Linked DNA regions of Mus musculus: region 2 is linked to region 1. The links are chromatin contacts, found by Hi-C or POLR2A ChIA-PET in ENCODE. All regions are on one chromosome and are shown on one strand. The core of a region is the stretch at or near the end of the contact, and the rest is flanking DNA. Distances in the headings are between cores, read along the strand shown. Region 1 holds the start of Mrps28 (mitochondrial ribosomal protein S28). Region 2 holds the start of Zbtb10 (zinc finger and BTB domain containing 10).

Region 1 (3,840 bases), core at 784-3,283:
CTCAAGCAACTGAAGCTGTTGCCAAAACTGTAGGCTGCTCTCCACAAACTGACAGCAAGGCCCACTGCTGAAGACAACACCTACTTATTGAACATGGAGAACACTGAACGTGGCCGGTGCCTAAATAAAGTCTTCACCCTTATGTTTTAAAGTTAGTCTACAGGCTTCTAAAAGAGAAATATAAACACCAACCCAGCCACAAACCCTTTGATCTAAAATGGTGTCCTGTCTGCAAGATATGCTGGTATTACAAAGCTTGTGGAGTAACCAACCAATATCTGGTTTGACTTATGAAACCCATTCCGAACACTGCTTGAGGGACCTCGGGTAAATCCAAATACTACTGTTCTTAAAAAAGAAAAACAATGTACCAATAAAATTATTCTTAATACGATTCTGTATGCTCATAGATCAGTGTCTTGCTCAGTCATCATCAGAGAAGCTTCCTCCTGCAGCAGTTGGGAACTCATACAGACGCCCTCAGCCAGACAGTATTCAGAGGTGGAACATCCTGTCCTAACAGGGATGTCTCCATCATATCCCTCCACTCAGTGTGAGCCCTAAAGAAGAGGAGATGGGAATGGTATAAGAGCCAAAAGGTTGTGGAAGACACCAAGAGAACAAGGCTCTCTAAATCAACATGAACAAAGCTGGCAGAGACTGGAAAGCACTCACAGGGCTTGCACCAGGCCTACCCCAGGTCCTCTAAAGTGTGTCGCGGCTTCCAGCTTCTATGGGACTCCTGAGTGTGTGCACAAGTGCCTGTATTTCCTCCACCTCTCTTGAGCTCTTTAAATTCTATTTGTTTTGTCCAATTCTAATATGTTAAGTTTTTGTTATCTTTTTATATTTTCATTTTCTTATTTTAAAAGAACTCCTAGTGCCCTATAAGTAAAAATTTGTGTTTTAAGCCACTACATGTGGCAAAAATCTCAAAACTATGTCCTGGGGTCCTTCCCATCACTAGATCAAAGAAAAGTTTTGGCACTCAAAACTAAGATGACCCTACAATCCTGAGAAATAGCTACATGTGTACTGTTCAGCAATACCCACTAGAGAACAAAAACTGGAAATTCAGATTTTTCTTATATAACCCAACCTCATGTATACCCGAGTCTCAGAATTTTTAAAAATCCCAGCCTTTTGTATTTGCACTACTTCATGTATCTAAATTATTTTACAATGTTTTACACAAAGGGGGAAAAAACTATATTTTTAAAATAAAAGGTCACTTGCAATAAAGGAAAGTGAAACACTGACAGTTTAAATCATACGCCCAGTTCACAATAGCTTTAAGTGTCAATTCAATTAAGATGCTTGTGACAGGCCTCGAGCCGCCTTGTGGCAAGGCTAAGACCTGGAGTCGTTTTCCTCCAAGTCTGACGGGTCGCCCCACAAACCCGATGGATACCTGGCCCAGAATGTGTCACAAAGGTATGCAGAGAGAACCCACAGGAGCGTAAAAGCCATGGAAAAGGAAGAAAATATTAATCACACGCTCTGCTGCAGGTCAAGGGTAGAAAGCTACCCCCGCCGCTCCAGTCGCTCCTCTCCTCATCCCTAAGTCACCGGCATAGCCCATGACAAGAAGGACAGAATTCACCCCCAACCCACGCTGGCCCCTCCCTGGAGTCGCCGCCTGAGCCCCACCCCAACACCGACGGGCTCCCGCCCCACCACGCCGGCTCCTCCCAGCGTCCCGGGCTTAGCCCCTCCCCACGCTCGGCCCGGCGTGCGGACGTGGCGCCGCGAGGCCTGCTTACCAGTCGGAGCTCCGCCTTCCGCTGCAAGTCCGAGTGTCGCTCCAGAGCGCTCGCGAAGCCGCCTGAACGCGCCCGAGGAGCGGAGGAGTCGTGGGTTGCGCTCTCGGAACCACTCTCCGTGCTTGCATTTCGCAAAGGCTTGGAGAAGACAAGCGCTCTCAAGAAACGGCTCCCAGCAGTCCCGGCGTGGGACCTACACAGCGCCGCCATGACGCCTGCGCGACCTCTGACCTCTTCTGCACGCTTGCAGGTCAGGGGGCGGGCCGAGGAGAGCCCCGCCTACCGCCTTAATCCCAGGCGAGCCTACTAGTCCGGTAGTTTAAAGCTTGCCTCCCGCGGACGCCAGAGAGCGCATGCCTCCTGAGGGACGGGGTGACGCTACAGCTGCTGTACTACACGGTCTTCAGAGGTCTCCTTCGTTATCCTGTTAGAGTTGGAAGCCCTATGCTCACCAGCACCTCCTGTGCCTTCGTTACTCAGCACTTTCGAATGCGTCATGCTTTAGATTTGAAATAATTCTTAGTGTTCACCCTCCAGTTTTGTAAACTCCAGGAAGGAAGGAGAGATTGCCTTTGCAAATGGGCACAAAGTTGTTCCTAAAACTGATGGTAGGTCTGTCCTTGGCCACTTCTGTTGCCAGTCACATGCATTACAAAACCCAACAGAAGTTTTATCCTAGCTAGCTACCATCATTTCCTGTGAATTAAGCTTCAGAAATATGCTCAGGCGTAGCACTTCCACGCTCCCATACCCAAACACTTGATATTGTTTGTTTCTCCCCAGTGTAAATCCCCAGAATTTGTCCATCCACTTAAGAATCGAACCTAGTTGCAAAAGTGTTTGCCTTTTAAGTGGACCACTAGTCTAATCAATGTAATGTTAACCTACAGATTACTAAATCCAAGGGCGGGTGTCAGTTTTCTATGTCATTTGTACATAAATATCTTTTTTCCCCTTATCGAGGTCTCATGTAACCCATACTGGCCTTGAGCTCACTGCGTAGTTGAGGGTGACCCTCATCATCTGACCCTCCTGCTTCTCCCTGAATGATGGGACTTTACAAGTACTGTCACTACCAGGGCCAGGACAGAACCTCTTTTATGTCTTTGACTCTTAGTGTAAGTCTTCCTCAATGCTGCAGGTCTATTTTGACCTTAGAATGATGCATAGTTTTGTGGATAACTTACCACTCCGCATTACTAGTCACTGTAGGGAGTATCTCACAAATTCAGTAGGAGCCTGAAAAGTAGATTCCGCTTCAAGTGAGATCTCATTCTGCATACGCTCATTTCTGCTGACACTTAAGTGGATTCTTGTCGAAAATGTCAATCTCTATGGCTACTACCACTTTCAGTTCCTTTCGGAAACAGTGTAGCAAATTGTAGAGCTCCCTTTAAGAGCCCTCAGCAGTCTCAAGTAAGGAACTTTCATCCTGGGCAATCCAGTATCCCCGTGCAGATTTGGTTTTTCTGCTTGGGAAAGCAAGCTGCTCAGCAGTGCCAAGTTTAAAGAACTGCTTTGCAAACTTAAACTGTATCACTTCCAGTGCTTGTCTGGCATGGCAAGGCCCTAGGTTCAATCTTCAGGATAAACCCTCCATCTGGATGAACAGAACAAATGAAGTCCCATCTTTAAATCCAACAGACATGTTATATTCGTGTTGCCTAAGCTAGTGAATAACCCTGAAAGCCAGGCAGCGCCATGGGGAGGGGCTCTTAGTCTTCCTAGTGATATATGTACGCTCAGTGGACTCGTCTTGAAGCTCCCAACTTAAGAAGTATCAAATGAAATTAGAAAAGTGAGGATTCACAGGGCAGTGGTGATATACAACTTGAATTCTATCCCTCAAGAGGAAGAGGCAGAGGAATGTCTCGGAGTTTGAAGCCAGCCTGGTCTACAGAGCATCTTCAAGGCCAGCCAGGGCTATACAGCAAAATCCTGTCTCAAAATTACTTAAGAGAAGAAGAGGAGAGAGGAAGGAGGAGGGAGGAAGGAGAGAGTGGAGATTCATAGCAAACCATTTTAATTGGAATTTCTTTATACAGTGGATTGTGCTCATCTGAGAAGCCATAGGTTG
Region 2 (3,840 bases), core at 837-3,336, 330 kb after region 1:
GGTAGCCTCATCTATACAGTGCTTTCTAGGACAACCAGGGACATAGAGTGAGACCTGTATAAACAAATCAAAAGTTCCATTGAGGTAAGTTGGGCATGGTGACAGACCCAGGCTGGAGAGTTCAAGGCCAGCAGGCTACATAATAATGCTGTCTCAAAAAAAAGTGTTAGCAAATATTAATTTATAACACTGAGAAAATGTGCTTTAAAAACTTGTGTGCATGGGCATTGTTCCTGCAGGTATGTCTGTCTGTGCACCATGTGTGCCTGGTACCTGAGCAAATCCCCTGTTGCTGCTATTACAGGCTCTGAGCCTCCATACACTTACACAGGCAGTCGCCATACACAGGCTCTGGGAACTTAACTCTTGAGTCCTCAGACACAACAGCCATCAATCTGAATTTTAAAACTTGAAAGATGAGAGACCACCATTTATCAACTGCTCTCTTCACTCCACTCCCACCCCAAAAGGGAAACTCCAGGTGGGTGGATGTCTGTGGGTTCAAAGCCACTCTTGCCTAGTGAGTTCCAGGACAGCTAGGGCTACATAGTCTTAAAAAAAAAAAAAGAAAGAAAGAAAGAAAGAAAGAAAGAAAGAAAGAAAGAAAGAAAGAAAGAAAGAAAGAAAGAAAATTAGCCGGGTGTGGTGGCACACGCCTTTAATCCCAGCACTTGGGAGGCAGAGGCAGGTGGATTTCTGAGTTCGAGGCCAGCCTGGTCTACAGAGTGAGTTCCAAGACAGCCAGGGCTACACAGAGAAACCCTGACTCGAAAAACAAAAACAAAACAAAACAAAACAAAAAATTAAGAAAGGCAGGGGGAAAAAAAACAGGAAAGAAAGCCTGAAATAGGCTCAAACATACGAATTTTTAAATTAAGCTTGTGCAACATGGTGGTTCACACCTGTAATACCAGAACTCGAGATACTGAGGCAGGATCTTTGTGTGTATCCCTGGCTGACCTAAAATGTAGACTAGGCTGGCCTTGACCCTGTTTCAAAAATCGCTCCCAATAAATAACAGATAAATCGACCTCACTTTGTGAATTAATGAGTGTAAACGTGCTAATGTTTTCCAAATAGAGCATAGTTAATGGGGAGGGTGAGTTTAAGGGTTCTTAATTGGCAAGGCCTCTTTCTGAAAAACAAAAACAAAAAAGTAAACTAATATAACTTAGGGAGGTTCATTTCCAGCTTAGACCGATGTAATCACTCTAAATTCCATACGCGATGCCAAGAGCTTTTCTCAAAATCCTAAAAATTAATTCTCATCTACACACCCTGTCTTCGGAGCTGCACTCCCTTCGCGGCCGCACGCGGCGCCCGCAGCAGCTGACTCCTCCCCGTTCATGGGGAAAACCCTGCCTAATATTTATAACGCTATGACATACTGTAATACTCACAAGGTGGTTGTAGAAGTATAAACACGACTGGAGATATCTGATTGGCTGCTGGTGATGTAACACCCATGTCAATACTTCCCACTGAACGCACGTGTTCGACCTTTTATTTAAATTTCCATTTCATCACAGCAATAAGACACTCGGGGCGGTGCATTTTCTGCGAAACGATCGTCGCCCGGGGCCAGAGGTGCTGCCCGGCGTACACAAGGAGCCCAAGGAGGTGTCCTCGCGAGGGAGGCACCGCCTGGTCCAGTCTTTTGTGCAGGAACAAAATAAGTTCACTTCCTCGGGCACGGCCACCCACCCCTCCCCCGGCAGATGACAGGGCCGGGCGCGCTCCCACCGCACTTACTCCTGGAGTCCCAGGTGAAGTCGTGGCGAGAGCCGGGGACCGTGCGCACGGGCGCGCCGCGGCGAGCCGGCCCCTGACACCCGCCAGCTGTTTGTCCTGGCCGAGCCGGCCCCGCCCCGAGACCCCAGCCCGTGCCCCGCCCGCTTCCTTCCCGTGGCCGCACCCCCGCCCGCGGGCCCGAGCGGCCGGCCCCTTTCCCGGTCCCCGGGCGCCCCCGGCCCAGCCCAGCCCGGCCCAGCCCGCCCCCTCCCCCGGCCGGCCCCCACCCTCTCCCCCTCCAGCGGTTACTGCTACCCCGGTGCATTGTGGGCGCACGGTCCGTTGTTCATTTGCCATTCGACCTCCGCCAGGGCCTGGTCGGACGGAAACGCTCCGCCGGCTTTATTGTCGGCTCGCTATGTGGCGGAGCCTGGCGGCTTAGCGCGCCTCTCGCGTCCGCGCCTCGGCAGCCGGCGGCGGCGACACGACTCCCCCCGAGGACGGAGATCTGTTGGCGGGCCGGTGTGTGCGCGCAGCGCTGAAGCGGGGCAGCGGAGGGGCAACCGCACTCCTCCTCAACTTCGAAGGCCGCACGCGCCCGGCTCGCCGCTCCGCTGCCCGCCCACCGCTCCGCGCGGGACGCTGCCCGGAGCGCGGCGGGGCGCGGGTGGAGAGGACGCGGCTGGGACGGCGGCGGCAGTAGACGCGTGCGGCGGCCCGGGAGCGAGCGCGAGCCGGCGGGAGGGTGAGGCCGGGCCGGCGGGAGCGCAGCGCAGAGCGGCGCAGCGCAGCGCCGGGGGCGGGGGCGGGGGCGAAGCGTTGGGGGAGCCGCGGCGAGCGCGCGGGACGCGGCCGGAGCCCGGGCGCGAGCCGAGGCACCGGGCGGCGGCGGCGGCGGCGGTGACCGCGGCGCGCGCCATGTCGTTCAGTGAGATGAACCGCAGGACGCTGGCGTTCCGAGGAGGCGGGTTGGTCACCGGCGGCGGCGGCCCCACGAACAATAACGCTGGCGGGGAGGCCTCTTCTTGGCCTCCGCAGCCGCAACCGCGACTGCCCGCGCCGCCCGCGCCGCAGCAGCCGAATGGGCGCGGGGCCGACGAGGAAATGGAATTGGAGGGCCTGGAGCCCCAGGACTCGGAGGCCGCCGCCGGCGCGGCCGCCGCCGAGGACGTCAAGGAGTTGCTGCTGCTCCCTCAGGACACGGGCGGCCCCTCCTTGCTGGGCGGCGGCGCGGGGGGCCCCCTGCTAGCGGAAAGGAACCGTCGGACTCTGGCCTTCCGCGGGGGAGGCGGCGGGGGTCTCGGCAACAATGGCAGCAGCCGCGGCCGCCCGGAGACCTCGGCGTGGCCCCTCAGGCATTTCAATGGGCGAGGGCCGGCGGCCGTGGATCCGGAGCTGGACGCGCTGGAGGGGAAGGAGTGGATGCAGGACGGGGCGTCCCTGAGCTACAGCACCGAGGAGGAGGGGGCGAGCCCGGGCGATGGCAGTGGGGCGGAAGGCGGCAGCTGCAGCAGCAGCAGGCGGTCGGGCGGCGATGGTGGGGACGAAGCGGAGGGCAGCGGTGTGGGAGCTGGCGAAGGAGAGACTGTCCAGCACTTCCCGCTCGCGAGGCCCAAGTCCCTCTTGCAGAAGCTCCAGTGCTCCTTCCAGACCTCTTGGCTCAAGGACTTCCCTTGGCTGCGGTACTCCAAGGATACCGGCCTTATGTTCTGCGGATGGTGCCAAAAGATCCCCGAGGATGGGGGCGGCGTGGACCTTACCCAGGTGGGGCATGATGAGCTTTCGCGAGGGACCCGCAACTACAAGAAAACCCTGCTCCTAAGGCACCACGTCTCCACCGAACACAAACTCCACGAAGCCAACGCCCAGGTACCGTAGATCCTGCCTTTGCTTTTCGACCACATCTTTTGGGAAAGGTTTATCAGTGGGGAAGACTAAAACTAAAGTAAAGAAGGGGGGAAATTAAGATCCTCCGGGGGAAGACTCACTTCGTTCCGATCGAGAGAGGTTCGCGAGAGCTTATGCGTAGGGGTTTAGAAAGCCTGGAAACAAAGTTTTCCAAAGTTGTGGATCTATTGGGGGAGGAGGGGTAGAAGGACAGTTTTCTAA

What was found. A loop is a pair of places that touch in the nucleus more often than their neighbours do. ChIA-PET counts read pairs that join two places held with the same protein, here RNA polymerase II (POLR2A).
Region 2: a loop to region 1 is called in a map of heart, with 2.0 times the contacts of the local background. The contact joins the promoter of Zbtb10 here to the promoter of Mrps28 in region 1. A Hi-C loop is called at or near these places in 1 of 37 maps with a recorded cell type or tissue (heart). POLR2A ChIA-PET finds 5 or more read pairs at or near these places in 1 of 5 experiments (Patski).

What each region holds. Positions count from the first base shown.
Region 1 is chr3:8,921,824-8,925,663 of GRCm38, forward strand. Mrps28 (mitochondrial ribosomal protein S28) reads right to left here and starts at 2,034. Exons shown (of 3, transcript NM_025434.3): 1 at 1,764-2,034. The coding sequence starts at 1,973. It overlaps Gm52601 (a long non-coding RNA gene), which reads right to left and starts at 1,749. Exons shown (of 2, transcript XR_003954436.1): 1 at 1,651-1,749; 2 at 1-560.
Region 2 is chr3:9,248,481-9,252,320 of GRCm38, forward strand. It overlaps Zbtb10 (zinc finger and BTB domain containing 10), which reads left to right and starts at 2,087. Exons shown (of 6, transcript NM_177660.3): 1 at 2,087-3,600. The coding sequence starts at 2,650.